5 separate regions of the Homo sapiens genome follow, and all the other regions are linked to region 2. Evidence: chromatin loops called from intact Hi-C (ENCODE). Cell type or tissue: endothelial cell of umbilical vein. All regions are shown on one strand. Each heading gives the region's core, and the rest is flanking DNA. Links, peaks and the distances in the headings are about the cores only.

Region 1 (6,158 bases), core at 901-4,900, 140 kb before region 2:
AAAACGGTAAATTTAAATTAAATTTTTTGTTTTTTTATTTCTATTTTGTTTTTATAACTTTACTTCCAGGCTGAATCATTCACATCAGAACAGTCACTTGATTTTCAGTAGAGAATCAACAAGCATTTATGATGCAGATGTTATTCACATTGTCCTCAAGTGACCATCAAACTTGCTTTTATTCCTTAATGGAAAAGTGTTATGAAACATAGAAAAAAGTTCTTGGCATGGCATGATATGAGCAAGAATGCTAAAAGATATTTCTTCTCAAAAATATCTCTCCTTTTTAGATCTCAACTTTAAAGTTTTTTTATTCCAAATTCAAGGCTGTTGGTGAAAGTTTTCTGAAACCATCAGTTCTAAAGATTTAAACATTATTAACCCACAATTAACATTAATATTGTAAAGTGAATTCATATAGAACACTTTTCAAAATGTATTATTCCTCAGTATGCTAGTATCAATATACTTAAAAAGTGTTTTGGCTCCTCAAAAAATTAAACATGGAAATATCATCTAATCCAGTAATTCTACTCCTAGGTACATAGCAAAAAGAAATGAAAATTGGTATTCAAACAAAACATATACACAAATGTTCATAACGCCATTATTCAAAATAGCCAAAAGGTATCCATTAACTGCCTAAATCTAAGAACTAATGAGTGTATATCAAATGCAGTATATTCATAGAATAGAATATCATTCAGCCATAAAAAGGAATGAAATACCGATACATGCTACAACATGACTGAACCTCAAAAAAATTATGCTAAGTGAAAGAATTCAAACACAAAAGGTCACATGTTATGTTAAATGAGTCCCTTTGTATAAAATATTGAGATTAGGTAAATCTGTAGAGACAGCAGATTAATGGTTGCACAGGCTTGAGGGAGGTGCAGTGGGAAGTAAGGACTTAACGGATACAGAGTTCCCTTTTGAGGTGACGAAAATGTTGTGGAACTAGATGGAGGCGGTGGTTATACAACACTGTAAATGTAATAAATGCCACTGAATTGTACACCTTAAAATGGTTAACCATGTTGTGTAAATTTTACATCAATATGGCCGGGCGCGGCGGCTCACGCCTGTAATCCCAGCACTTTGGGAGGCCGAGGTGGCTGGATCACGAGGTCAGGAGATCGAGACCATCCTGACTAACACGGTGAAACCCCGTCTCTACTAAAATAATGCAAAAAATTAGCCGGGCATGGTGGTGGGCGCCTGTAGTCCCAGCTACTCGGGAGTCTGAGGCAGGAGAATGGTGTGAACCCAGGAGGCGGAGCTTGCAGTGAGTAGAGATCGCGCCACTGCACTCCAGGCTGGGCGACGGAGCAAGACTCCATCTCAAAAAAAAAATTTTACATCAATAAAAAGGGAAAAGAGGAGGGTTCTATAATGTACAATGTGGAGATTCACAATTCACACTAGCACTTTACAGACTCTGAGAACTCCTGCAGTAACTTACCCATTTAAGTCATATTTCTCAAATGCATTGGATTACAAAAACCTCCTTGTTCTGTGTATATGTATGTGTGCACATACGCCTACACACACTCCTGCACACATTTGCACATATGTTTGCTTAAGTAGTACCTCATATGCCTCATCTTTAAGGCTTAGCAGACCTGTTTTGGGTCAGACTCACAAAAAGAGATAACAAAGTACAGAACAAATAAATCCTTTAAGATCAGTGAGGAACAGGCCGGGTACAGTGGCGGCTCACACCTGTAATCCCAGCACTTTGGGAGGCCGAGGCGGGTGGATCACCTGAAGTCAGAAGTTTGAGACCAGCCTGACCAACATGGCGAAACCCCGTCTCTACCAAAAATACGAAAAAAAAAAAATTGTATTTTCTATCAAAAATACAAAAAAATTAGCCAGGCATGGTGGCACATGTCTGTAATCCCAGCTACTCGGGAAGCTGAGGTAGGAGAATTGCTTGAACCTGGCAGTTGAAGGTTGCAGCGAGTTGAGATTGCTCCACTGCACTCCAGCCTAGGCAACACAGTGAGACTCTGTCTCAAAAAAAAAAAAAAAAAAAAAAATCATTGAGGAAGTAAAAAGGTGTCCACACTAAGAAGCCCTTAAATATCAAGAACAGAGCTGAAGAAAAATAAAAGACAGATACAGAAAGGAAAGGTGGGTGAATATAATTAAAATCAAATTGCAAAGGAACATAGGTAGTAGCATCAGTGAGGTGAAGATCAGGAGATTTATATCCACGTCTTAGGTCAGATTCTCTAGGAAGTGGAATCTGAGATGGTTGTGAGCAGGAAGTTTGGGGAGAATCCTCTAGGGATCTACATCTGCAAGGGGTAAGGAACAAAGGATTGGAAGGAGGAAGAAGTCAAACTGTGATGCAGGTCCTACAAAGACTTCAGCTAATCTCAAGAGAAGCTGTAATACAAGATGGTCCTTCAGAGATATCCATCCAGGTCTTGTCTCTCTGCACCAGTGGGTCATGGGATGCTAGCTGCGTTAAGCATATAACCTTGGTAAGGAGGACAATTTCTGTGAAGAACCATCAGAAGAAAAGACTCCTGGCAGCTGGGTGATCAAATGCCTAAGTACTGAAGTGGGAATGTGGAGACCACATCATAACTTTCATTACACAGGGCCACAATTTTCTGAAAAGTGTCCAACATCCCAAAAACATAATTCTAATAAGACCTCTTCCCACAACCACACATCTAAGAAATGGCACCTTTAAGAAGTCTCCACTCAACAATTCTGAGTGATTTTCTATCCCCATCCATTCTTTGATGCAGTGGGTATTTTCACTTTGTAGAGAAAAGGAAAAAATATTTTCTAGTACAGCATCCTCCCTAGTAGGGCAGCTCAACAAGTTTATATTAACACTACCCCCAAAACTTGTTACAGATCAATTAATCTCAAGTTAAAATGATCATTTCTTGCTAGTATCCTCTGATAGTTCATTAATTGATATCAAATAATGCTACTTGTTGCTTTTAATCTCTGGTTTTTCCATGATGGTCTGCTTACCTTCTACATTGGAATAACTTCAAGGAAAGAGGGCTAATAATTGAAAACAGATATTTGTGGGTCTCTCTCCAGATGGACTAAACCTGACTCAATGAGGAAGAAGCACAGCAACCCATTCTTTATGTTTTGGGATATTTTTATGGATATAAATGTTCAAGAACTACTATTACAAGTTCTCTAATCTTCCCTAGTTTGAGTCAAATCATCTGGGAGTCATGGGCTCACAGCTCTTCACATTAGCCTCAGTAGCTCTTTTTTTATTTAATTGCACTTTGGTGAGATGCCAGCAGCCAATACTGAGGTGTATTATATAAACTTCACTGAATAACTTGTGTCTGTGTTTACTGTTGAGATTATGTGTATGACAATATATGGTATCCTGTCTGTAAAGACTTGGGAGAAAATTCTGATCTCATAATCAGATAGAATTGTTCATCTCTTCAGCAACTAGATAGATTTAACACTATAAGTAGTGTGACTCACTCACCTCTAGTGTTTCCTTCTTCTCATTGGCTAGCAGAAACTTACAAGTTTTTGGCATACCTCTAGAAAATATGCGTGACTTCATTGTGTGATTTTTGTGTCCTGACTCACTTTTACTTTCACTGAAATTTCCTGAGTCTTTTTTTAAATCATTTATTTGCTATTTCATATGTATTTTATTAAATGATTTTTTAAATCCCTTCTGGAACAAGCCTGGGTATAAATAGTCAACTGTATTCTAATTATTAACACGTACCAGACATTCAACAAGTTCAGTCCATCAGTGAAATACCTTAAAAGCAAAGACGTAGCCCCCGCCAGTGTATTATAGATGCTTTTGCAGGGAACTGTGTGAAGAAATTCTAGCAATGTTGTAAGCAATTAATTGGATAGGATTTCAACTTTTGACACCAATAACCGGTCTAACAACATTCTGTGACTTGGCATATCAGTGAACATAGGAGAAAATAATAGGGCTTGTGCATTTCCAAAGAACTATTGAGGAAGGAATTCAGAAAATATCCCACAATTTTAATTATCCTTTCTTTTCATTAATCTTCCTCGCTTATGCATGCATAAGCATACAAATAATATAAAAATTATAGAACCCCCGGATTTCATTTAAATCTTTCTGGCCCTTCGGACATTTACACAGTGCAAATTCCCTCTTTTCACCCAGTCATGCATTATACTTTGCTATAGGATGAGGAAATTCTTAATAAATGTCATCATGATTTAGTTCACTTTGGGCAAGTAAGGTTAAATTTAAAATATTTAGAAGTTTGAAGTTATTACATTACAGATGAGTTTGTATTTCTTACTATTTATTAACTGTAAGAGTATACTAGAATAAGTGTTAGATGTTGCCTATGACTATATAAAGTATCTGAGTCAACCAGAAATGAGCTCACACTTCTAATAACTTAGGCATGAATGAGTGAATCATAAAAAAGCCCCCCGTTCCTTTTATTGAAATAATCCTGGGAAAGATGGAAACAGCACAGGCCTCTGCTTCTGATAACAGATATGGGAAGGAAATATGGTACAGCCCTGGAAAATCTTTGGGCTGTTAGAATTAGCTTTCTTTTTTTTTAAACTTATTTTTTATTATTATTATTATCATTATACTTCAAGTTCTAGGGTACATGTGCACAACGTGCAGTTTTGTTACATATGTATACATGTGCCATGTTGGTGTGCTGCACCCATTAACTTGTCATTTACATTAGTTATATCTCCTAATGCTATCCCTCCTCCCTACCCCCACCCCACGACAGGCCCCACTGTGTGATGTTCCCTGCCCTGTGTCCAACTGTTCTCATTGTTCAATTCCCACCTATGAGTGAGAACATGCGGTGTTTGGTTTTTTGTCCTTGCGATAGTTTGCTCAGAATGATGGTTTCCAGCTTCATCCATGTCCCTACAAAGGACATGAACTCATCCTTTTTTATGGCTGCATAGTATTCCATGGTGTATATGTGCCACATTTTCTTAATCCAGTATATCACTGATGGACATTTGGGTTGGTTCCAAGTCTTTGCTATTGTGAATAGTGCCACAATAAACATACGTGTGCATGTGTCTTTATAGCAGCATGATTTATAATCCTTTGGGTATAGACCAATGGAACAGAACAGAGCCCTCAGAAATAATACCACACATCTGCAACCAACTGATCTTTGACAAAACTGACAAAAACAAGAAATGAGGAAAGAATTCCCTATTTAATAAATGGTGCTGGGAAAACTGGCTAGCCATAGGTAGAAAGCTGAAACTGGATCCCTTCCTTACACCTTATACAAAAATTAATTCAAGTTGGATTAAAGACTTAAATGTTAGACCTAAAACCATAAAAACCCTAGAAGAAAACCCAGGCAATACCATTCAGGACATAGGCATGGGCAAGGACTTCATGACTAAAACACCAGAAGCAATGGCAACAAAAGCCATCATTGACAAATGGGATCTAATTAAACTAAAGAGCTTCTGCACAGCAAAAGAAACTACCATCAGAGTGAACAGGCAACCTACAGAATGGGAGAAAATTTTTGCATTCTACCCATCTGACAAAGGGCTAATATCCAGAATCTACAAAGACCTTAAACAAATTTACAAGAAAAAATCAACCCCACCAAGAAGTGGGTGAAGGATATGAAAAAACACTTCTCAAAAGAAGACATTTATGCAGCCAATAGACACATGAAAAAATGCTCATCATCACTGGCCATCAGAGAAATGCAAATCAAAACCACAATGAGATACCATCTCATACCAGTTAGAATTAGCTTTCTATAGAGACAGCTGGTAACACATAGCACATTAGTTAAGCAGGCTCTGGCATTAGATTGTTAGGGGTTAAACTCTAGCCCTAATGTTTATTAAGTGGTCAGTACTGGGATATTTGACTTAGTCTTTCTGTGCCTCAGTCTCTTTCTATAAAGTAAGAATAGTAATACTACCTATCTCACAGAATTGTTTTGAGGATTAAATAGGTTGATCTATAAAGAGCCCTTGGACCTAGAAAATAATAAAATTTTAATAAATATTGAATGTTAAACCCCTCTCTGGTTGATGTCCTGAGACACAGATTTACCTGTATTCCTTATTGGGAGATTTGATATGCAGTTCAGACCAAGAATAGCCATTATTACCATAATTGCTACTAGCTCCAT
Region 2 (6,158 bases), core at 659-4,658:
CTGGGGCATCCTTCTGAGTTACTTCTTTACTAGCCAGTCTCCCCTGAATGCAGGGGAGCACAGGGAAAACAGAGAAAGAACAGCACTACACTGGAGAAGCCTCACTTTTATCAGGTGAGAAAACATAAACAGATGATAATAGAGCTCTTCAAAAGCCAGGTGGTACAGCTTCATTTCGCACAAAATTCCACCAGGGGCCTCGGGAGATGTGTTGCAGTTAGGTGAAGAGAGTGGTCAGAGAGAAAGGCTTCTTATTGAAAGTACATTTGGTCCAGATAAAGAAAGCCATAAAGGAATAATTACCACTTCTTAAGCACTTGCTCCACACATCAACTCATTTAATCTACCAAAACTCTTTGAGGCCTGTACTGTTATTAATCCCATTTTACAATAAGAGAACTGAAGGCTCAGGAAGTGCGAAAGTTGTGGAGCCAGGAATCAAAGCCCTGTTGTCTGACTCTGTAGCTCACAGGCCTTAGTATTCCTGGTATACTGCTAGCCTGGCCAATGGAGAACGTATTTAAAATAGTAGCTATGGCCATGTACAGGTACAGGCTCACGCCTGTAATCCCAGCACTTTGGGATGCTGAGGAAGGCAGATCATGAGGTCAGGAGTTTAAGACCAGCCTGGCCAAGATGGTGAAATGCCATCTCTACTAAAAATTAAAATATTAGCCAGGCATGGTGGCGGGTGCCTGTAATCGCAGCTACTCAAGAGGCTGAGGCAGAGAATTGCTTGAACCCGGGAGGCGGAGGTTGCAGTGAGCTGAGATCGTGCCACTGCACTCTAGCCTGGGCGACAGAGCGAGACTCCATCCCCCCCGCCCCCCAAAAAAAATAGTAGCTATGATTCCTATGATCAGTATGGATACGATAGTCAGAGCTACTCTGTGCATCCTGGCAGTAGATATGAAGCCTTCCAGCAGAAGCTGAGGAGACAATCACATGTTTGAGGAACATTCAGTGATGGCCTCACTTCTCTGGGTGAATCCCTGTTAACAGAATCCAAGGCTGTTAATTTGTGTAGCAGGTCACAGTATTGATACCTTAAAATTTGAGATAACTGTTTTATCTTTATTTCCCTAAAGATATATTTATTCATTCATTCACTCAAAAAGTATTTATTGAGTACCTATTGTGTCGCAGGCATTGTTTAAAATGCCAGGGATACAGCAGTTTAAAAAGCAGTGTCTTTCTTTGAGAGACAGGAAGTCTAGTGAAGAGCCAGTATTTTAGGGACAGGTAATGAACAAAGAGATTATGTAATATAATGTTGGAGTTGGGTGGGGTGGGTGGGATGATTTTAGAAAGAAAAATAGACTTGGGGGATAGATAATGAAAGAGGCTGTCATTTCAGACATTTTAATCCTCTGAAAGAATACAAAAGAAAAAAAAAAGAAAACAAATCTTTCAGAATTGTTTGAAGTAAGAACAAGACAAGAGGAGGTGATTGGTGTGTTACTGTTCTACGAAAAAGGAGAAAAAGCTTCATGAAATCGCCATTCAGCAAGGACAGAACTGGAGATGGCTTCTCTTTTACAAAGAAATCTCTGTCCCAGGCTTTCAGTCTGTTTGGTGTTCATACAAGTGTTTGTGTGTTGTGTGGAAGGCGGGTGAAGGCGGGTGAAGGCGGTCCTGTTCAGGGCCCCCTTTGGTGAACACAGCAGGCAAAATACTCTCGTCATCCCCAGCCAAACTGGCCTGCAAGCACACTGACTTCCACATCCCTAGCATTTAGGCCTTTGAATAGAAGCTGACACGTAGCAGCCAGCTGAACAAGTATTTAATGAGGAGCAACACAACTCCAAGAAGGGCTCCTTAGTGTATTGTCAAGTTGCTGCAGCCTTGTGAGATGAAAAAAAAAAAAAAAAAAAAAGTGCAAATGAACCAAAAAGAAAGGGAAGGGGCTGGGGGAAGAAAGAGACAGAAAAAAAGGAGGCGTTGGAGAGACGGCTGAGGAGAGACCAGGATTGAAACGCTTCATTTTCCTGGATTTCAAGGGAGCACAGTCTGGAAAGCAGATATGAAAACTCGGGGGTACTGCTTTGGGGAAAACCATCAACAACTTTGCTGCCCTGTTACATTGGGACTACAGTCAAAACAGCAGCTGTGCACCAGATGCTGACTTTCCGAGGAATACCATTGCTGTCCCAGAGACCTGCCCTCTGAGGGTTGTGGAACTGGGAAGAGACAGGCAAGCGTAGTTTTCTCTTAAGAGCCTTTTGAGACAAATTAAAAGAAGCTGCGAGGGCCGGGCGGTTGCGGGTGGCTTCCATCAGTGAAAAGACTGCAGAGAGAGGTGGCGGGAGGGAGATGGAAGTAAGAGAAAGTCGTTCTCAAGCAGTGAAATAAAGAGGTTTTTTAGAAAAGATGCCGTTTGAGGCACTCAGGGAAATTCTGAGGTGTTCAGCCCCGTCTGTCTGGCTTCAGAAACAGTCTGAGGGTGAGACAAAGACTTGGTTTGATGAACTAATTCTGCTGTGTAGGCATATGTCTTGGGTGGAGTGCCTCCAACCCTGGAACAAGAATTTGAGTACTAGTAGTTTATTTGGGAAGAGATTGCAGGAAATGCCAGTAAGAGAATGAGGAAATGAGTCAGGAAAGGGAAGGAAACCAGTAAAGGATATCTTATCAAGTGGGTTACCACCATGGGCAACTGGAGTATAACTACGAGCAGAACACACACCTCAGTGTCATACCACCTGACTCAAAGGAAGCTGGGTGTTTTATCTTTCCAATTCCCATCAGTTTGCTGGAGGGCTGCTCCAGGCCGAGCTGGGAGGGTTCACTCCAGCCCTTCTGCCTGTTCCTCCTGGAGTTGGGCCAGCCTAACCGGAAGAGCCAGTGCAATGGGGTTGGGAGGTGGCGGTGCAGCTGGCCCTGCAGCATCACACTGAATAATTGTAGGGGGCATATGTGACTATTCTTATTTTGTGGATATAGGAAGTGAGGCACAAACTCTTGGCATCTCTTTTCTAAGTCCTCATATCTACTTTTTAAAGGAGTCAGGGCAAAAACAACAAATAATACTTACAATGCATATTGTTAGCTCTTCCACTTTTGAAGTGCTAAACTCAGTCATACTCTCTAAGCCTTCGCTTTTTCTCTTAGAGGCAATTCCAATTTTTTTTAAAAAGGTGGTTCTTGTTATAGGTTAGCCAGGTGTAACATTTTCTCTGGACTCAGCCCACACACTCCTGAACTTGCTTTTTATGCAGTTCTTCACAAGAGAGAGGCCCAAGGTCAAGCATCATTTGATCAAATGTGCAAAGAGGAACTGCATTAATTCTATTGCCAACTATGCCCCAATCTGATGCCTGTAGCTAAAATGAGATTCTCATCCTTACCTCACCTCCACCACCAGTCACATCTACTTCCCTAAACCCAGAAAGGACAAGTGTTTGGGTTTAATGTGGGTAAATAATACCAGCTAAGGAGAGGGCTGCTCTTTGTAATTGTTTTTTTGCATAGCTGGCTTAGAAATTACAAATAACAACCACCCAGCAGATCCCATAAGGTTCCCCTTCTCAAGGTTGTATGCTGAGGAGGGCCCCATCAAGGCAGGGAGGGACACACTTGTCACATTTGGGAAGGGCATGTTCATACCAGGGACTGCCCCAGCTGTACTTGCTCTGGTTAGGGGAGAAATCTCTGCAATGCTTGGCAGAGATGAGCAAGCATGAAAGCTTCCTAAAAAGGCAAAGGCAAATTTCTTCAGAGTAACAGTAATAAAGTGCACAATTCTAAATGCTCTTCCTGGAATCCAGTGTACTATTTGGGCCTCAGTTTTCTCAACTGTAAAATGAGGATGTTGGATCCCGTCTCTGAAGACCTTTTCAATATTCTTTGTCTGACTCATTTGAAACCCTTAAAATATGTTTAATAACTTGTGCTCTTTTTTCCTGTGTCAAAATGCATCTCACATTCCTTAAGAAGCATTTAGGGCAATGTTGCTCCAAGTGTGGTCTTTGGCAGGTGCTGGTCCTCAAACTCTCTGTTACAGATTTGCAATATAAGGACAGAAACCAAGATGTGTTTTGTGCCTTTAATAGCAGTTTGATGTTGCCACAACACTCAAGTGGGATTCATTTTTCTTGTAATTCATTTCTACTGTATTTTACCAAAGCCTTTATTCCCAATGAATTGAGGGCAAAACATCTGGGCTTTTATAAAAAATTGATTGAGAAGTGCTCATTTGCAAGTAATAAGGGAAAAATTTTAATCACTTTTAATCTCACTATTCCACCTAAGCCACTTTTGTGAAAGAAACAGTGGTTAGGAGTTGGGGAGAGATTTACATTTCTTTATACATATTTGTTTAGTCATTTCATAGTTTTAATCACATGCATTTTCCAAAATAAAAATATTTTAAGCACCATCATGAAAAATAAATAAGATACACAGTTTGGACCCAAAGATTTTGCCAAAGTGGATTAAACATCCCAGTCTCCAGCTGCCTGAAACCCTGGGGAAAAAGTTGGGAGTGTCAAAGGTCTCAGGCCATCAACTTGTTGCCAATCACCAGCTCTGTCCAGTTCCCCAGGACTGCCTGGGCTCTGTTACATGAGGTCTCATCCTAGGAACGACCATTGGTACCCACCTGGCTGGCAGAGGGCTTTCTGCTTTCTAACCTCCTCTCGCAGGGTTCAGGCTATCTCTGGCCACGATCTTCCCTTCTTCTGCTGAGTCAAAGCAAATATCTGAGGCATTCTGAGGGACACTTAGAACTGAGGAGCAATTAAGAAATGCCCTCCAGGAGGGACTGGCCTCCATGTTACATGGTCATCCTACAAGTCCTAATGGAGGCCCTGAGAATGGCATTGCCTTAATGGCCATAGTAGGAAAAATGAGCAATGTTGCCTGATCGCTGCAATTGAATATCAAAGATGTTAACTGAGAGGCACATGTATACACACTGCCAAACATTAAACCATCTTCCTACACATTGCAGGGCATGAGAAAAAAAAAAATGGAGGTTGGGAGTAGGATGTCCAAAATGAGAGAGAAGGGTAAAGAAAGAAGAATTGCAAAAATCCATAATTAGAAAGAAAAAAGCAAACATGCATTTAGCTGTTTTGGAAAATCTATGTTACATAAATAGGACATTTTTCAGAAGTTAAAGAAAGGTCAGCCTAAATCATGCACACACTGCAGATCCCCATCCGTACTCCTAATCTGAAAAACTAATATTAAAGGATTAGAGTATGACAGTTTAGGTCAAATGATGATCCTCCCTCCCCAGACTTGTCTATTTTAAGCTTAGGAGGAGGCAGAAGAGTCATAAATTCTCCCAGTGGGGCACAAGGAGCCAGTCCTTTTGCCAGCACCTTTCAGACTACCCGTGACCTCCCTTCCTTGTGAAATTACCCATAAGTCGAAGATGGGAAGCAGGCCTTGTATCCCTTGGGAATATTAGGGAGTCTCACAACTTTCCAAGATTTTAGGAAAAGTAGGAAGTAACCTATTTATAAGTCTGTTTGTTTTGGGAAGGGATTATTGCCTTTGTCTTCCTTTCTAAAATAGCATTCATTAATTTTTCTTTAAGTAAAAATATGCCCAATGCCATCTTCTCTCATTCCCCATGGAAACTTGCTTTGATCCACAGAGTACCTATAAAAAAAATTACAATAAATTGTGTAGTGTTTGTAACTAGGAAGATTAGGACTTGGAATGAATTGGCTCTGCGTTTATAGTCTCAAGGACAAAGACTTTGTCTTTGTTCTCAAGGACTATCAGCCATGAGATTGACAGCTGGGGTTTATTCTGATCCCAACATTTTCCTCCTCTGATGTTGGTCATGTCCTCCTCTGTCACTTCTGACCATGAGTATAGGGATTGTTGTTGATAGTCAGAGGAGAAAGAACTCTCTGAAATGCTTGGTAGAAAGGAAAAAGCATGAAAGCTTTCTAGAAAGGTAAAGGAGTTTCATCAGAGTAACGGTAATACAATGTGAGATTCAGAATGTTCTTCCTGGTTTAGTAATTTCACCTTCACAAGAAGGGGCTACATCAAGGCTTCCCCAGGGTAGCTTTGCAGCTACAGTCAGATTGTGCAGATTCACTGAGACAAAGGCCTAGGGAGAGAGGAGAAAGCACTTCCTTGGCGGCTGTGTTGGGCCAGCTTTACTAGAAGTGGAGTCTGACACACTTTTGTGCAAT
Region 3 (6,158 bases), core at 1,008-5,007, 140 kb before region 2:
ATGTGTTGCTTATTCCATATGGCCATGTAATTAAAAATACTCAACTATTAAGTGAAAGGGGGAAAGGCAATTCTAGGGGACAAGTAGGAGTCTTTACCATCTGCAAATAGCTAGTGAAGATGTCAGAAAGCTGTATCTTATAAGACTGGGTCACCAGCCAGCTTCATCCAAGAAGACCAGTCAAGGAGTATCGCAGGTTTCTGTTTTTGGTGAAAGGATAGAGGAGGTTTCATTCACAAACATAAGAAAAAGCTATTTTGTAAGGAAGATCATGAATAAATTCACCTTTAAGCATATTAAGCTTAAGATACTGGGCCGGGTGCTGTGGTTCATGCCTGTAATCCCAGCACTTTGGGAGGCCAAGGTGGGCTGATCAGGTCAGGGGATCGAGACCATCCTGGCTAACATGGTGAAACCCCGTCTCTACTAAAACATACAAAAAAATTAGCCGGGCATGGTGGTGGGTGCCTGTAGTCCCAGCTACTCCGGAGGCTGAGGCAGGAGAATGGTGTGAACTCGGGAGGTGGAGCTTGCAGTGAGCCGAGATCGCGCCACTGCCCTCCAGCCTGGGCGACGGAGCAAGAGTCCATCTCAAAAAATAAAAAAAAAAAAAGATGCTGTGGGACAACCCAATGGAAAATATATCTAAACAGTTGTATTTGAATTTGAGGAACTCAGGAGATAAATTCCCACTAGAGATACAGACTTGCGAGTCACCTCTAGAGCAGGTGGTTGAAAACAAGAAAGCGAATGAGGTAGCATGGATCTACGTTCCCCTTTCTTATTGTGGCCTAAATGGACGAGAGCATGCAGCTAGTAAGTACACTACCGCACAGGCTCTAGGATAATGGACTTGCATGGCCGCTCCAGGGTCTGAGGGCAGGGGTTACTCTCTGTATCTTCACACAAGTTGAGATGGAAAGAGGAAGCATAGTACAGACAGAACAAGTGGAAAAAGAATTCCATGGAGAGTCTGTGAAGACGGAAGCGTTTATTTCTAATGGAATGAGATCCCACAGGTTACAACAAAAAGCCTGAGGAGGAGATCAGGAGGGCAGGGAAGAAGCTCTGGGAAGGTATCTGAGAAAAGAGCTGGCCAAAGAGGCCCACATTATTATGGGTGGCTAAAACAGACATAGGAGTGTCATGTCAAATTATAAATAATTTGATTGAGACATGGTTTTTTACTTAGGTAGTACAGGGTTCTAAATCCAAGCAGAAGCAGAGGCCTGATGACCCCACAATCTATGGTCCTGTACTATATAGCCTTTGGCCTACATTCAGAGCTTGAAATGGAACCAGGACAAGGAACAGCTCTGGGACTGTGGAAGTCCTTTGCAGGGGCAGACTCTCTGTCCAGGTGTTAGAGAGATTTTTAAAATTATCTCCTTTCTGTTAGCAGCAGTCTTCAATGGCGGAGGCATGTCCTCAATATATAGCCCTCGGTTATTTATGACGGTTAACTTAGATCAAAGGACCTGCAGCCCAAAGGCCAAATCAGATCCACTGCTCATTTTTGTAAACAAAGCTTCATTGAAATAGAGTCACAACCATTCATTCAATATCATCTCTGGCTGCTTCAGTGCCACAATGGCAGAGCTGAATAACTGTACAAAGACCGTATGGCCCACAAAGTCTCAAATACAGTATTTCGTATCTGGCTTTTGAGAGAAAAAGTTTGCCAACTCCTAATTTGGGTAGACTACATAAAACACAGAATACAATATCTAGCACATAGTAAGTGCTAACAAATTACACTCGTTTTTGTTTTTATTTTTTAAGTCAAACCTTGATTACCAACATCTTTGTTATTGGCAATTTGATTTTAGACACTCTGGGGAAACCATTCATCCTTGCTAATTTACATGTTGTTGGTGGTAAAATTTACACAACTCTCCATTTTATCTAAAGCCTTGTATGTATAATTTCAGCCATATGGATTTTATGTGTGTGGAGATCATGGCTAATTCAACCATATGGAGATTATTTTAACTTAAAGGCATTAAAAACCAACTGATGATCTCATCTCTTATATATGCAATTATAATAAGAGTCAAAATGCCAGGACAAATGAATTTAAAGGGTGTTTTTAATCACTAATACTGAGCATAAAAATGGAAGTAAAAGTGAGATTCAATTTAAGATATAATATTAAAGGTTGTCACATTATGAAAATTAAAAATATGCTAAAATAGCAAAAGAAAACAAAGCAAGCCTCATGGATCCTATAACCTATTCTCTACTGACCTTAAGCCCATAGTTGAAAGTCTTCAGCATTAAAATTAAAATCCAGTGATATGGTAATACACTAAATGTTAATCCAAATCATGTTTAGAGTTTGGTGGAAAGAAATTTCTCCTGGAGAATATAGGCAATATACCTATTAATATATTTGGTAAAATTTGGCAGAGATTTGCTAGAGAATGTAATTTGAGAATAGGCAGATAGAGTACCATAAAAAAAGTACCAAAGAGTATCTTCTTAAATAAAAGGTAGTCACAGCACAATCCCTCTGCAAGGAGGCTTCAGTGTTGAGCTCAGATATTGATGGAAAAGGAAATGACTAATTTGGGAAAGTCTGTTTGTGTTGTGTTCAATCCTTAGCATCCTGGAGGGTCAGAAGAGTTCACGTCTCATAAAGTCTCAGGCCTTTGCCAAGATCATAATTGAAGTAGTCATAGGTTGTTTTCAGTGCCTGGCCAGCTCCTCTTAGCACTTATTTACATGTTTATGAAGTTTTTCCCGTTCTTCACAGTGATGCTGATGATGAAAATGTTCCCTATCTGCACTATGCAATGTGGTAATCCCTACCCACGTGTGGCTACTGAGCACTTGAAATGTGGCTAGTGCAACTGAGGAACTAGATTTTTAATCTGATTCACTTTTCATTGATTGAAATTTAAGTGTGTATTTGAATAGCCACATGTAGTAGCAACTACCATATGGGACATCACAAGTTTTAAATTGAATAGGTTTCTGATTATCTTCAGAACAAAGAAAAGTGTTGGGGATTTTCTTTTTCCACAAATGACATTAATTATTGTTCAAAGGTGTCCTTAACTAGGTAGAAGACCCACCCGATCCGACCTGCTACACTCTGTACCTTTCACTATTCTCCCATCCTTCAAAATATACTTACCAATGTCTCATTTCTGAAACTCTTTTCTTCCAATCACTTACCTAATAAATTAACACCGTAAAAGATAGCCAAAAAAAAGCACAAAATGTCAAGAAACAGTGCCCTCTTCTAAAGACATTTTTAAGTCTAAAGATAAACATAGTAAGTTTATAAGAAAAAATAAATTTATGCAGGTGGGGCAGGAGCAGAGGGTACATGGAAAATCTATGTACCTTCCTCCCAATTTTGCTGAGAACCTAAACCTGCTCTAAAAAATTAAGTTTTGTAAAATCAATCAATTAATTAATCAATCAGGTTAGGATAGGATAGGAAAAATTCATTTAGAAATTATGGAAAATCCTTACAATATAATATTAGTAAGATCAAATATATATAAAATATAATTCCAATTTTGTTTATTTATGTGTACAATCCTTAGGTGTCCAGGTTATTGGATAAAACAAAAGTGTTATGATTTTATAAAAGGAGACACAAGAGTAGAAGGACAAAGCTGACTCTTTCATAGGAGAACTGGAAAATATGTAAAATGGAAGGAAGACTGATATAACCCTAGATTTAGTTATTATTTCATCTGTCTACATGGTAATGCAATAAAAAATTGTGTCAACCCCATCTATGGCTGAAGTAAGTATTGTCCACAAATCTACCATAATCTTTTCAATGAGCTTGCTGACTCATAGATGAGGAAATTATATTCTTTTTCTCTGTTTCAGTTTTTCCATCTCGAATGGAAATCAAACACCTGAGCGACCTCCCTATGACTGAGAATTGTGTGGGGCCATCCTGCAAATTCTCACCAAGCAGTTTTGAGTGGAAAATGGTTGCATCTTTAAAGGGTTTTAAAGAGTAGAATGTGCTTTCCCCCACATGGCGTAATTTTTACCCCATTCGCACATTTTTATTTTAGAGCAATTGCCACATTTCAACAAGTAATTGGAAAGAACTGGTCCACATTTCTCTACTCAGGGCTTAGCTACGTTACCGTTTTGCTTCCAGGTAGTGCTTGCGTTACTCATTCTCATTCTGATAATAAAAAGTGACTTCTCCAACCACTAAGTTGAACCTTGGGAGAGAGAAAGCTGCATATTTTTATAAAAGAAAAAGGCTCACTCCTTTTTATTTTACATGAGTTCCACTTAACCCACCTAAAATCCACCTTGAATCCCAAAGGTATTTTACCTCAGCTACCTTGTTGCTACTTATTTGCTGTCATGTTCTATTTTCAGTTGACTATATTCTGAATACTTTTCAAATTTATATAATTAAAATTTTTTTCAATAAAATTCTTAAGATAAACGAAAAATTAAATTAACATTTGACATGTACATAGGAAAAAGATATTTTAGTTTTGGGGGACACCAATAGCAATAATTGTCATAAAGATATGTTTTGATGAACTTAATATCAACAGAGAAATAAATATCGATAAAAGCTAGTGCCTTATTTAGAGCTCACACACTTTTACAAACTCTTTGAGGTGACACAATAAAAGACAAAAGTGTACTACAACTTTCTTTTTTAATTACCAATGACAGAAAGATGAAAAGGGAAAAGTTACATAGGACGAGGGAAGTGGAAAACACTTGTCAAAAAAGTAAAGTCCACATAATACTTTAGTCCACAAATCATGTGCTGAGAAATAAAAATAAGATCCTAAGCCCTTCAACTGACTAAACACAGACTCCCTCTTGGCCAAGGCACTGCAGAGAAATGTTCTGATTCCTTGCCATGAGGGGATGGGAGATTAGACACACCTCAGTATGCCCCTTCCTTATTAACTTTTAACCAGAATTCTTTCCTAAGAAGTAGACAGAAACCAGCTCTAGAAGACAAGAAACAAATCACTTATTCTTTTTTTTTTTTTTTTTTGAGCTGGAGTCTCACTCTGTTGCCCAGGCTGTAGTGCAATGGTGTGATCTTGGCTCACTGCAACCTCCGCCTCTGGGGTTCAAGCTATTCTCATGTCTCAGTCTCCCAGGTAGCTGGGATTACAGGGCCCACCACCAGGCCCTGCTAGTTTTTGTATTTTTAGTAGAGACAGGGTTTCGCCATGTACATTAGGTTGGCCTCAAACTCCTGACCTCAGGTGATCCACCTGCCTTGGCCTCCCAAAGTGCTGGGATTACAGGTGTGAGCCACCATGCTTGGCCACAAATCACTTATTCTTTTATTGCCTTTAGACAATCATCTGAGGCCATGACCAGACCTCCCTCTTTACAGTTTCAGCTTGACGGCTCACCTGTTTCACAATGAACCTCTTACTAAAAACTGACCACCATCCCCAGACTAGTTTTGGCCGGCTCATGGAAAAGGGACAGTGGGCGTTTCCATATCCTCTGCTTCACTTTTTGATATCAGAAGGCCAAAAACTCCACCAATGTATCATGCTGACAGTGCCATTTGTTAAACATGCAACCCACGTAGAGGCATGAAGCGCAACTGCTCATGTTCATGTTCCTCCTTTCATAAAATATTCATGGCTCCTCCTGTGATCTATTGAGTATGTATACTTACCCAACCCACTCAGCATAAATTTCTGTTCCCTTTATCACTCCCTCCAAGTGCTTGCTCTTGGCTTCTGCCAGAGGCTATGCTTCTCTGCAGGATGACCAGCCTGCGGACTAGCAACCCTTTATGAGAAATAAAGCTCTCCTTTCCAAATGTATGAATCTCATCATTTTTCAGTTGATAGTGACAATGGTATCAATATCCAATATTAAGATTGTCAATCCTCACCAGCACTTGACAGAGACTTCCCCACTTTAGTCTGCCACTCAATTCTGAGGAAACTAGGAAAAGCTCCATTTTTGAGCCCGGAGCTCAGGAAAAGAAAAACCTGTGACTTCCACTTTAACCTGGGCAGTCAAAACCCATTTCTGTTATATGAAGTGGGCCATCAGCAGCACAAGTGACATTTATAAACCAGATATATTTTTGTGACATAGTTGTCCAATCATGAGCTAAACCGGGAGTTTCTGCAAGTAAGAAGTGAAAAAGACATTGTTATGAGCTGAGCTGT
Region 4 (6,158 bases), core at 1,314-5,313, 340 kb before region 2:
TCCCAGAATACACAGGTTCTAAGTGAATCCACCAGAAGTCAGTTTGTTGAGTGGGCAACATGCCTAAAGCCAATTAGTTGAAAGTCTAATTCACCAAATGACTGATTCATCAAATTTACTTATACCTTTCTACTACATAGTTGTGGCTCATGAATTTTTATTTTGCCCTAATTATAGCACTTTAAGGAATGTTTGGTTTGTTTCTGTGACAGTCCGCACTGTTCCAGCTGGAGCTATAGAACAAAGAAAAGAGGAGGCTGAGGAAAGAGAGAGCAGAGAAAGGGGAATTGAAAAATAGGTGAGCTGAGAAACGGATGAGCTTCAGGGTAGAAGAGACAGATACTACAGAGGGTATGAAAGATATAATTGTAAGACTATATTCTCAAACACAGAGCATTCTTTTGAATTTATTGTTTTTAGAATATATTATTAATCCTGCAAGTGGACAATTGTTACAGTTCTTGATATCCAAGAAAAATAGTGCAAAATGTAAATTCATTGAATATATGTGAAGAATTCTTATCAACACAATCGCATCATGCAAAATAGTATATTCATAGCATATTTATTGCATTTTTATATTCCATGATTATTCAGGTGAAATATCTTCTTAAGTCCCAACTCTCTTGTGTCTTTGCCTCTCATCCTGTCATTCTCCAGCTGCTAATAGCAGGAAGCAGTGGCAGACATATTGAAGATCCCTTAGCAGCTTGTCATGAAAGGGAAAGTAAAATGTTGTCCATCAAAAATAGTTTTTGAAAATGGGAGTTTGGTAAATTGACCAATAAACACATTTGCCTTCGGCAAGATAGTAACTCAGTTAATTGATATCTGGAAATTGGCCTGCTTCTGGATTTGCAAAAAGAGATAATAATGGATGAGTTAAGAGGAAAGCTAAAAAAAACTGGAGACAATGTTACATATTCTTCCATCTACTTTCATAAGGTAAAGGCTTAGGCAAACAATTTTCAGGTATATACCTTTTGTATTTTAAGTGTCCATGCCATTGTACAGGATCTAATACAGTGTCAACAAATATTTCACCCTCTATCATCTTGACCCCGGCTTTCTTTCTCATTCGCCCATCACTTAACCACACTACTCCTTCCTGCTTTTATGCACTCCTTAGTCTTTATACTTTTTTCCCTATGTGATTAATAAAAAATATAATTGCCATCATAAGTCTCCCAACTGTATCAGCACATAAGTGTGAAGAGATGTTCTTTCCTAAAAATTCATCAGAAAAAATAAGAAAACATATAATTCAACGACCAGCAAGACATGCCTAGACCCAGACTGAAGATCATATAACTAAAGCATGTGTCAGTGAGAAAGAGCACTGAGTGAACTGAAAGGAAATATTGATGATGCTGACCTTGGATCAAGGGTGCCCTTCCACTGTCTCCATCTGTGTGGTCCTGGAGGCAGGTCTAATTATCTTGTGCAGATGAAAGAATTAGGATGTCATAACCTGACTCATGGAAAATCTGCATACTAGATTTGATTGCTTCTGCTCTTCTATGTTTATACAACAAAGTTACTAAATGTAATTTGGCTAATATAATTTTTGTCTTATGTAAGTTATATAAGCCTCTTAACAATATGTCTCTTTCTACAAATTCTGTTTTATAATCATTCTCAGAACAACCACAGCTACCATTTTTACTTCATCTTGCCTCTATATGTGTTTGTGTATATATTAGACTATTTTGCCTTTAAACTATGTTATAAGGTAGATATCTTCATTTCTCATAATCAAATCTCAACCTGCAAATAATACACTTAGGATATCTCAGCTGAACTAAAACTTTGGACCAGCCTGTTTCACTCCAAAGCCTTTGGGGCTCAAGCTTCGCATGGTACAATCCTCTGAGTCTGAGTCACTGGTGAGTCACTTTTGGAAGTTGACAAGACCAGGTAGCTGAGCCAGATTCTGAATTATGAAAAATCCAGGCTTCATCAAACAGTCTTTCCTGGGCATAATAGAGCAATGTGTCATAATCACATCAACTGCATGTACCTTCTTGTGTTTCGTATCATTTTGAAAGACAAATTATCGTATAAGAATCATATCCATGTGCTTAATATTTTTGATATACATATATATATATAGAGAGAGAGAGAGAGAGAGAAGGAAAAAAAAGCCTGATATCACTTTTTATCCACAGGATACCTACTAACTTCTCAAAAAGCGACAGCAGTCTTACCTAAACATGAAAGATATGCTAATAAAGTGACCTAGACCCTGGAGAAAAAACGGGGGAGAGTCAGCAACTGATTTTGCCTGAGGGCAAGAGATTATGTCCTGCCCCCAAACAAAATAAATAAATAAAGCCAACCCAAAACTGACAAGCAGAAAAGCCAGAATGAAGACAAGGATTCTAAAGTAGACCGAAGTAAACATCAAGATGACAGTCAAATGCAAAAATAAAACAAAGCAAGACTAGAGTCAGACCAGAAATAGATGTAGGATTAAAACATGAGAACAATCTTAATTTTTTTTCAACTATAAAGGCTTCCTTTTTTTTCCCTAATATCATAAATCACCATCTCTCACAATTAGTGAATCATTAAGCCAATAGTTGAACCTCTTGGGTGGGAGATTAGGAAGCAAGGAAGACAGATAAAGGGCCGACTTCTTTCTCAGTGAAGAGAGAGAAGGCTTCACAATAGAAACCTTGATAGGTACATATGATAATTCTCAGAATATTTAGTTTATCAAAACATCCTGTTCTTTGGTAAAATAGGGCTTTCCTGACAGAAATATTCCTGACCTTGGGAAAGTATTTATGATTGTTATGTACAAAAGGATGTGTTTTTGTGTTTGCATCTGTGAAATGAGAGCAATGAATGATGCTAGGAAATTGTGGGAACACAATTCATTTGTGGGAGCGCTTCCGATATTTTAAACAGCTCAAGTTGGCATTAGAGGGTAACATGAGAATTTACCTTAAAACCACTTAAGTCTTAACAAAAGAAGAATAACAATTAATATAGGAAAAGGAATTTTTTTGGAACACAGGAAACTGAGTCAGAGAAAAATCCGGGCCTCAGCTTCCAGGTCCCAATTTTGGTATGAATGAGGTCATTAGGAAGCAAAGGCACTATGAATGGCAAACTTTCACTTGAAATAAAGGTAGTAATGGGATGGGGGAATGCAGCCCTGCATATTTCAACTAACAATCCACTGGTTCTTAACAACTTTAAAATAAAATAAAATAAAAATAAGCTAGCAAAATATTCAATAAACTAAGTCATGTAAGGGCATGGTCTTAAACTACAGTAGGATCAAAATAATCCTCCAAACATTCTTTGGGCAGGAAATGAAGAAACAAATGCATGAAAGCAGATATGATTTGGGGACTTACAAGATCAGATTTATAAGTGCATCACAAGATGTGAACCTTTCTGGATATGTACTGACTGTGACTCAATTCTATTTAATTGAAAATGGGAAGTTAAATTTTAATGTGCATTTGATAGTATAAACCACAAACCCTTGGCACAGAAAAATTCTTACCTGGTGCCGTAGGAGGGTGGTTAGGTCAGTAGAAAAAAAAAATGGCAATTTCTTTATAATGATTTTGTTTTATACTTAAGTTACCTGAAATATATTATTTCTGTATTGAGCCAATAGGTATTGAGCCAATTATCATTCATAATTATCATTCATTTTTTGGTAACTATAAGTGCTTTTGTTGTTGGTAGTATAAGAGGGCATTGGCCTCTTTGCTGTCTCATAACCAGGTTGCAATAAAAGTGAGTCTAAGACCAAATTCTGTCACTATGCAAACATTTGTTACCAAATAGGTATAATGAAAGCTTATAGCCTGGTGAGTAAACTTGAGAAGTGACAGCTCTATGTTCTCTTAAGTGCTCTGAGGGCACACACAGAAAAGGTCCACTCAGGGTAAATGCAACAATGTTTTCCTGGCAGGAGCCAGCCAACCTTCTAGTGGCAGTCAGACAATAAAGAGTCCCAGGAAGCTAAGGCTGTACATGCACCATTTTGGAATCTAAATCTAATGTTCCACTCCGAAGCCTACCATCTATGTTTATTAGATGCTTGTACTCTATTCATAAGGTGTAGAATAAAGCCAACTAATGCAAAATTATTTATACCATACCATCTCTTTTGAAGTTTTTAAAAATGGCATAAACTTTTAAAGTTACAAACAACCCAGGAAACAACCCAAACGTCCAACAACAAGAAAACAGAAAAATAAATATAATATATTGGCATAAAGGAATATCTCAGGAATAAAAAGAAATAAGTGGCCTGACCTGAGATCTACATCTGCAACAACATGGATGAATCACACACACATTATATTGAGCTTGAAAATCCAGAAAAAAAGAGTACTTACTGTTTGATTCTACCTATATGAAAGTTCAAGAATAGGCAGACTCATTTATGGAATAAAAATCAGAATAGTGGTCGACTATGGAGGTGGGGGCATAGACTGGAAAGACATTCAAGGGAACATTCTAGGGTGATGGTAATGCTCTATATCTTAACTGGGGTGTTACTCTTCAAATTATATATAATATATATATATATATATATACACACACACATATACACAACACATATACACATGTATGTGTATATATTTATATATCTTATTAGTACATACGCTAATCACACTCAACTCTTAAGAATATTGTATGCAATTACATCTTGTTTAAAAATTACTACCAAAATAACACATATCTACTCCCTAAAGTAAAGTCTCAAGATAGCTCAGAGGTTCCAGTGCTATTAAGAAAGAGAGTGTTCATTTGGTCCCTGGGAAATGATAGTAAAAGTTCCCATCCTTTTATAAGCAGTTCTAATGTGTCAGGCACTATGTTAGTTAATTGCTTTTCATAATTCACATCACTGAATTCTATCAACAACTCTATGAAGATTGAATTATCATTATTCTGATTTTATCACTGATGATGCTGATGCCAGAGAGATTGGTTGTTTTGTCCAGTATCACTGTCTAGTAGTTACAGTGTTGGTCATCAGGCCTGGTGTCTTTGTTGAACTCCAGAGTTTCCTTGCTTCAACCTCAGGCCAAGGCTGTTTACCCAGTAACATCATCAGAGCTCTTCATGACTTCTAAGATGGCGAAAGCAAGAAGAGGAAACTGTTAGAGAAAAATTACTAAAAAGTAAACCAAGAGATGAAGTAAAGGGCAGAGGTAGAAAAGAATGATATTGATTTCCTGGGACAGAGACTTATAAAATGTATTCTCTTCAATGAGGGCCCAGAAGTATTTAATTACTGTCAGCCTGAAACTACAATTATCAAACAAATTCTCTCTCCTGCTTCCCACATTATAATAAATAACCTATCTTGCCAATCTAGATTGCTAGAGATTTTTTTATTATCATTTAGAAGGAAGTCAATTCAGATAGGAGATAGGTTTCTATTCAGAAGGTCATAGATCACTTACAGCATATTCAGCTCAATGGGTCACCATTATTTTACCCTGATTAGTTGTAATTATAGTTTTACTCTGCCCAAGATGTTTCACAAAAAAAAAAAAAAAATCCCTAAAATCTTTGGTTAGTATTTTACTTCAGTTCATACAAATAAAATCAAGGGAGGTTCACTTTTTTTTTTTCAAAGTAGGTCAAATTTTTCCTGAAGAATAGAACACAGGAAAATTCCAAATAAAGAAATATCTTCACCATTTCCTTTACTTTGTCTCACTCCATATTTCCTGAATCAGCTTCATTGTGAATGACTCAGTAAGAAACTTAACAGGCAGGCATACTACTTAAACCAGCCCTGGCTTGTTCAGTATTGTGTAAGTTAATGGTAATTTTTAGGCATACAACTGGGCTCCAAACTTCTTTAAGGAAGAGATTATAACTAGGATGCTACAGTGGGAGCATACATTTGTAATGATTTTAAGAATATATTTTCAAAGGGTTTGAATTTTATGGTTAGGTTGGAATAGGGATTATTGCCATTCTCCATCTTTCTTTGCCTTCTCATCCACATTCCCTGTTTTGTATGCACAAATCAAGTACTTGCACACACACACACACACACACAGAGTGTCAAGTACTTGCGCGCGTGCGCGCACACACACACACACACACACACACACACACACACACAGAGTGTTCTGAAAAATTCAATATCCTTAGGGACAATTGGA
Region 5 (6,158 bases), core at 1,342-5,341, 59 kb before region 2:
GCTACCGTAACACAAACCTGAACTCTTATATTTGTCATCTGTAAAAATCACCTAATTGGTCTCTGCTTATGGACACCCTTTGTTCTTTCTCTGTCAATAACACAGGCATTGCCCTCAGTTAAATCTCCCCCCAGATGGCATTTTGAATAGCTGGCCTCTGTTAGAAAGCCTTCCATGGATTTTATGAATCCTAGATCATCACATGGCCTTCCCTTTCTCTTTGAGCATGGGGGCTGCCTCAGTGTCCCTTGGCTCCTAAGAGAGTGCCTTGTGCTGATGGGACACAGGACCAGTTTGATGACTACGTGCACAGATGAAGCCAAACCTCTTGCCCATCATCTATTCCACCCTTCACATCCCTCATGCCCTGGTTCCACTTGAACCCAGCTGCCTCACACATCCTTTTTGCTTACAAATTTCCTAGCTTGTGACCATTCTCCACCACCTCCCCCCAAGTTTTACCATTCTCTATTTGTGCCCTACAACGGCTCCACCCTTTGAAATAACGCCTGGTCTAAATGTTACTTTTTCTAGTGGGCCTTCCTTGATTATCCATCCCACTGTGATTCCTTTTCCTGCCCATAGCCTCTCCGACAAGCCTTGCATTCTCATTCATATGACCTTGTTTGCCAAGCTACCTGTGCTGTCTCTGTGTGTTTTAAACTATTTTACTAGCCAGGCGTGGTGGCTTATGCCTGTAATCCCAGCACTTTGGGAGGCCGAGGCGGGCGGATCACGAAGTCAGGAGATCGAGACCATCCTCGCTAACACGATGAAACCCTGTCTCTACTAAAAGTACAAAAAATTAGCTGGGCGTGGTGGCGGGTGCCTGTAGTCCCAGCTACTCGGGAGGCTGAGGCAGGAGAATGGCGTGAACCTGGGAGGCGGAGTTTGCAGTGAGCCGAGATCGCGCCACTGCACTCCAGCCTAGGCGACAGAGTGAGACTCTGTCTCAAAACAAACAAAACAAAACAAAACTCTTACTAGAATGAAAACTCTTTGAGGGAGAAACTTCTGTCTGATTTTGCCATAGCTCTTAGCACAGATTCTCACTAATTCTGTTTATGTGTTTTGTTTGTTGCTGTTTGGAATTCATTGCTTTTAAAGGCCGAGGAAACTTGCTTTTAGATCCAAGGCGGGGAGTGCTATTTTTTTTTCTCCCAGATGGCTTTTCACCACCAAGTGTAAATGTCAATGGCTTAAAGCCACCTGTAGTATTGTTTGACAGAACCATAGGCTTATGGAAAATCTCGTATGATCTGCTTTGTGTAAATTGTTCTTTACAGTGGAGACTTGCTCTGTCTGCAGTCTTTAGTTTCTGTGAATTTTGGGGAGCTGTGGTGTGTGGGTGTTAAGGTTAATTTTCCATCCATCACTGGCTCTGCCTTTGATTCATTTATTCTCTCATGTGTGAATCTTTTGCAGAAGGCTCAATGCATTATGACTATAGAGACCAGGCAAAGTCATAAAGTAAATCACACCATCTCACGCAGGACAATTTTTTGTCACTCCTGCCTTTTCTCTTTATGAGTCATAGATGATTTCAGTCATTGGGATTGCTGGAATAGGGATGGCTGAAGGGGTCTTGGTGCAATGAAGAGTGCCTGAAGATACTCTTCTACCTACCTGAGGGTAAATAATCCCATATTGCAAAGGTGACCCCTGGTTGTACTTTTTGGAAAGCCCTGTTAAAATGATACATGCTAAGGAGACTTAAATATGAGGCCTTTCTTACCTGGGTGCTTAATAGGAGTGGGTTTCTAAGGATGGTCTTGAATTTGGCCTTCAGCCTTCTCGTCCACCATAGTCCCCATCCATCCTGAATAAACATGCAGTCTAGGTACCACAAGTAGTGTTCTCTTGTGCAAGCACAGCTTCCAGCTGTGTTGCCTGCCTCCCTTTCAGCCAGATCATCACCCATGTAGCCACTCCTCTATGGGAATTCTGGAGCTACCACTGACATCACATTACATAGATTTGGACTGGTAGTGCCCTACCTGCTCTATCTATAGAGGAAAAGGAGATGAAATAAGAATTTTAATATTCTTTTTTTTTTTTTTTTTTTGAGACAGAGTTTTGTTCTTCTCACCCAGGCTGGAGTACAATGGCACGACCTCAGCTCACTGCAACCTCTGCCTCCTGGGTTCAAGTTATTCTCCTGCCTCAGCCTCCCGAGTAGCTGGGATTGTAGGTGCCCACTACCACACCTGGCTAATTTTTGTATTTTTAGTAGAGACAGGGTTTTGCCATGTTGGCCATGCTGCTCTTGAACTTCTGACCTCAGGCAATCCACCCTCCTCGGCTTCCCAAAGTGCTGGGATTACAGGCATGGGCCACTGCACCTGACCAGAATTTTAATATTCTTAAGTCTTAATATTCTGTGGCACTTATTGGAAATGGTTGAAATATAATGCTTTTAATTTAGCATGTCATTGGTTCACTCTCAAAACTACTGAAAAGCACTTATCTTTCAAGATTTTAATGATGATGTTGGTGAGGACGTTTGTGGTAAGTAGATAATCACTTACATTATTCAGCACTTTACAAAGCATTTTCACAAACTCTTGAGTATTGGTTGTTATCAGTTTATTACTGAGATGCCTGTGGTGTCTTCAGGGGACAGGAGAGAATATGTTAACTTCTTGAATAACTGCTGCAGCCGTAGTTAGCCCCCTATGAGCCAAGCCTATTGGCTTTGTTACTCCCAAGGTATAACTTATTTCATATATATAAGCAACTTGACTAAGTATTAGATGTCTGTGTAAGCCATTTTCTGTGAGTCAAAACAATTTTGTTCTTCCTTATGTCTTTCTTCAGAGGTACATCTTTAATAAGTTCTGGGAAGGGAAGTGAAAAACAATGCTTGACCTCTGATACAATGTACTGTTTTGATTATGATCAGCACTTTAATAAAATTTATCATCAAGAAAGTCTTTGGAGTGAGCCCCTGAAAAGCTTGGGAAAGTGATTGATATGGTGTCACTTTTCTTAAATTACCTTCCCATGTTGCTTTAGATGACCAGGGAGGCTAACTTCACTCTTGTGCTCTCTAAATTGAACTGTCCTGAAGTTTTAAGAAAATGAAATGATCAGACTCAGCAGTTCAAGATTGTGTTGGTTGATAGCAGCCACTTAGACCTCAGTTCACTATGGGTTTCTGTGTACTTTATTGGTGGTCACCAAGATGCAATGAAAGGTCCTGATTTTGTGAACATTTCTGCCCACACCCTTCTTTGGTACATACCTTTTGAGAATATGTAAAATGTCTTTCATTGTTAAAATAGCTGTTAAATAATATTAAAGGCAAAAAAAAAAGTCATGAAAATAGTCATTTGCGTACTTCTTCAGGCAGATAGAAAACTAGTACCAGCCAGTGCAATGGCTCAGGCCTGTAATCCCAGCACTTTGGGAGGCCGAGGCAGGCGGATCACGAGGTCAGGAGTTTGAGACCAGCCTGACCAACATGGTGAAACCCTGTCTTTACTAAAAATACAAAAATTAGCTAGGAGTGGTGGGACACGCCTATAATCCCAGCTACTCAGGAAGCTGAGCCAGGAGAATCACTTGAACCCAGGAGACAGTGGTTGCAGTGATCCGATATCGCACCACTGCACTCCAGCCTGGGCAACAGAGCGAGACTTTGTCTCAAAAAAAAAAAAAAAAAAAAAAAAAAAGAGAAAGGAAAAAGAAAAAGAAAAAGAGAAACTAGTACCAGGAAAACAGAAAAAAGAAGTGATTTGAATAATTTCAGTATGATTGAGACATATGGGTGAAAGATCACCAGAGGGAAAAATGTCTAGTCTGATAACTTTGAAGAAAACATATTGACCATGTCTAGTTATAATAATCTTTTAATAATCTCACAGTAATAGAAAGCTTCATTATTTTCAAAACAGTTTCACTTTCCTGTCATCTGTAATTTTAAAAACAGCTCTCTGAGATGGATATAATTATCCTGTTTTACAGATGTGGAAATGGAGGCCCAGAAAGATGAAATCATCTGCCCCAGCTGTAATAGGACTGCCCATCCACTGAGACATAGTAAAGTATCATTAATTAATCTTTTCATCATTTTTCTATTTTTAGTCATGCTCCCTCACTGCTTAATTTGTAAGTAAATCTAAGATAAAAATCTATAGTCTCCTCGTATTTTCATATTTTCATAGCTAAATTGTTAAAGAGGCGATGGCAGTGTACTCATCAGGAGACTTGTTCTTGCCTCGAACATTAAAAGCCCAATTTAAGACTGGAGAATTTCTTCTTTGAGGGTTTTGTCCACCCATCATAAGAGATTTCAAACTATGTAATGAGTCATTTTACTTTTCCCCTTTTCTTATGGGGACAGCTTCTCTTTAATACACCGTGTGGTCTGCCCTCTTGGAGGTTGTGTCACCATTATCAGTAGACAAATGCTGCCATGTGTAAAAGGCTATGCCAGTTTCTGCAGTCCTGTAGTTTTGCCCCTCACTAGAACTTCAAGTTGCTTAACCTAATCAGGAATACGGGCATCTTTACATAGGAAGTGCACTTCTTCATCATATAGACATAGAGGTCAGGTATTATTATCTTTGGCTTCCTTTCTCAGAAATTCTTAAACATGAATGTCTGAATAAACATACAGAGAAGAGGTTGGGCGCTGTGGCTCATGCCTGTAATCCCAGCACTTTGTGAGGCCAAGGTAGGTGGATCACCTGAGGTCAAGAGTTCAAGACCAGCCTGACCAACATGGTGAAACCCTATCTCTACTAAAAAATACAAAAATTAGCTGGGCATGGTGGCGGGCGCCTGTAATCACAGCTACTCGGGAGGCTGAGGCAGGAGAATCGCTTGAACCCAGGAGGTGGAGGTTGCAGTGAGCCGAGATCATGCCATTGCACTCCAGCCTGGGCAACAGACCAAGATTCCATCTCAAAAAACAAACAAATAAACAAAATATAGAGAAGAACAGAACAAGAAGTGTTTTGAGTAGCAGAACACGACTCACACAGACATCTAATATTTAGTCAAATTGCTTTTATATAAAAGAAGGTATACATTGAAGAGCAACAGAGCCTACCTCTATGACTGACATTTTCAAAGAAAATGGCTAAGAATCACTTTGATGGCCAGGCACGGTGGCTCACACCTGTAATCCCGGATCTTTGGGAGGCCGAGGAGGGCAGATCACGAGGTTAAGAGATTGAGACCATCCTGGCCAACATGGTGAAACCCCGTCTCTACTAAAAATACAAAAATTAACTGGGCGTGGTGGCACGTGCCTCTAGTCCCAGCTATTCGGGAGGCTGAGGCAAGGGAATCACTTGAACCTGGGAGGCGGAGGTTGCAGTGAGCTGAGATCGTGCCACTGCACTCCAGCCTGGCGACAGAGCAAGACTCCGTCTCAAAGGAAAAAAAAAAAAGAATCACTTTGATTAGCAGAAACTATTTCACTTGCCATCATAGAAAGCTAAGCTATACTTCTGCTTTTCTACTACTAGCTTTATATAAATGTTATTTTTCTTGCAACATAAAAGAAAAATTGAGTCATATTGTTTTATTTAATTTTTCTTGAAGAACACATTAAATTAGCTCTCACACTGTGGTGTGGACTTCTTTCTGTTTTCCACCAGTGTTCTTCAGGGTGATTTTTCCAGTGGGCTTGATTAGGACTGTGTGGATCATTGTGATGCTTTGTTCTCAGTGGGGATTTTCCAGCAAAGATGAGCTTCATTAAACAATGACTGGGTTCATGGATTTATAATTGGAGTGATTTTCTTCAAACTGTAATAAATTTCAGTGTTACCTTTTTCTGAACGCCCTTTTTAAAAGGGATTCCATAGCAAGTCTTCTGGAATAATACCTTTTATATAATTCTTTAAAAACTGTAATTTTTACATACTGATTCCTGTTAAGGCAGATGTTATTGTATCAAGAAAAGACTCAAATTTTGAACATATTAAAAATAGTGTTTCTTCAGATCTGGTGGATAGGTGATGCTCAATATATATTTGTTTAATGGAATAAAAAAAGAAAAATATTAAAGATCCTAGGAAGAGAAATTAAGTTGCAGGGATATATTGCTTGTGTAACGTCTGTTTAGCATTGCAATTTTCTGAAGGGAAGGCTATCCACAACTGTTAATTCTGATCTAAGGAACTATTTCCCTTCTTAACTTCTTT

What was found. Hi-C counts contacts between places; a loop is a spot of excess contacts. Peaks named below come from ENCODE experiments on the same cell type or tissue, not always from the same donor. Only the 100,000 strongest peaks of a DNase experiment are listed, where the experiment ranks them.
Region 1: it touches region 2 in a loop (6-fold over the local background); 17 of 110 quality-filtered maps call a loop at or near these places.
Region 3: a loop joins it to region 2, with 7 times the contacts of the local background. A loop is called at or near these places in 6 of 110 quality-filtered maps.
Region 4: a loop joins it to region 2, with 6 times the contacts of the local background. A loop is called at or near these places in 16 of 110 quality-filtered maps.
Region 5: a loop joins it to region 2, with 2.5 times the contacts of the local background. A loop is called at or near these places in 27 of 110 quality-filtered maps.

Annotation. Positions count from the first base shown.
Region 1 is chr3:30,535,560-30,541,717 of GRCh38, forward strand. No RefSeq gene overlaps it. Among named protein-coding and RNA genes, the nearest start is that of LINC01985, 20 kb to the left of the region's middle. In endothelial cell of umbilical vein, for the core only: no CTCF peak of the experiment used is centred there; DNase peaks (open chromatin) are centred at 3,362 and 4,442; H3K27ac peaks cover 2,857 bases.
Region 2 is chr3:30,679,306-30,685,463 of GRCh38, forward strand. The region is part of intron 5 of TGFBR2 (transforming growth factor beta receptor 2); the gene reads left to right. Among named protein-coding and RNA genes, the nearest start is that of TGFBR2, 76 kb to the left of the region's middle. In endothelial cell of umbilical vein, for the core only: no CTCF peak of the experiment used is centred there; DNase peaks (open chromatin) are centred at 1,716 and 2,736; H3K27ac peaks cover 3,678 bases.
Region 3 is chr3:30,542,328-30,548,485 of GRCh38, forward strand. No RefSeq gene overlaps it. Among named protein-coding and RNA genes, the nearest start is that of LINC01985, 27 kb to the left of the region's middle. In endothelial cell of umbilical vein, for the core only: no CTCF peak of the experiment used is centred there; a DNase peak (open chromatin) is centred at 2,644; H3K27ac peaks cover 2,866 bases.
Region 4 is chr3:30,340,615-30,346,772 of GRCh38, forward strand. No RefSeq gene overlaps it. Among named protein-coding and RNA genes, the nearest start is that of LINC01985, 180 kb to the right of the region's middle. RefSeq lists an enhancer at 1,489-2,688. In endothelial cell of umbilical vein, for the core only: no CTCF peak of the experiment used is centred there; DNase peaks (open chromatin) are centred at 1,917, 2,277 and 2,947; H3K27ac peaks cover 3,840 bases.
Region 5 is chr3:30,619,233-30,625,390 of GRCh38, forward strand. All of the region lies in intron 1 of TGFBR2 (transforming growth factor beta receptor 2), which reads left to right. Among named protein-coding and RNA genes, the nearest start is that of TGFBR2, 16 kb to the left of the region's middle. In endothelial cell of umbilical vein, for the core only: no CTCF peak of the experiment used is centred there; a DNase peak (open chromatin) is centred at 2,869; H3K27ac peaks cover 612 bases.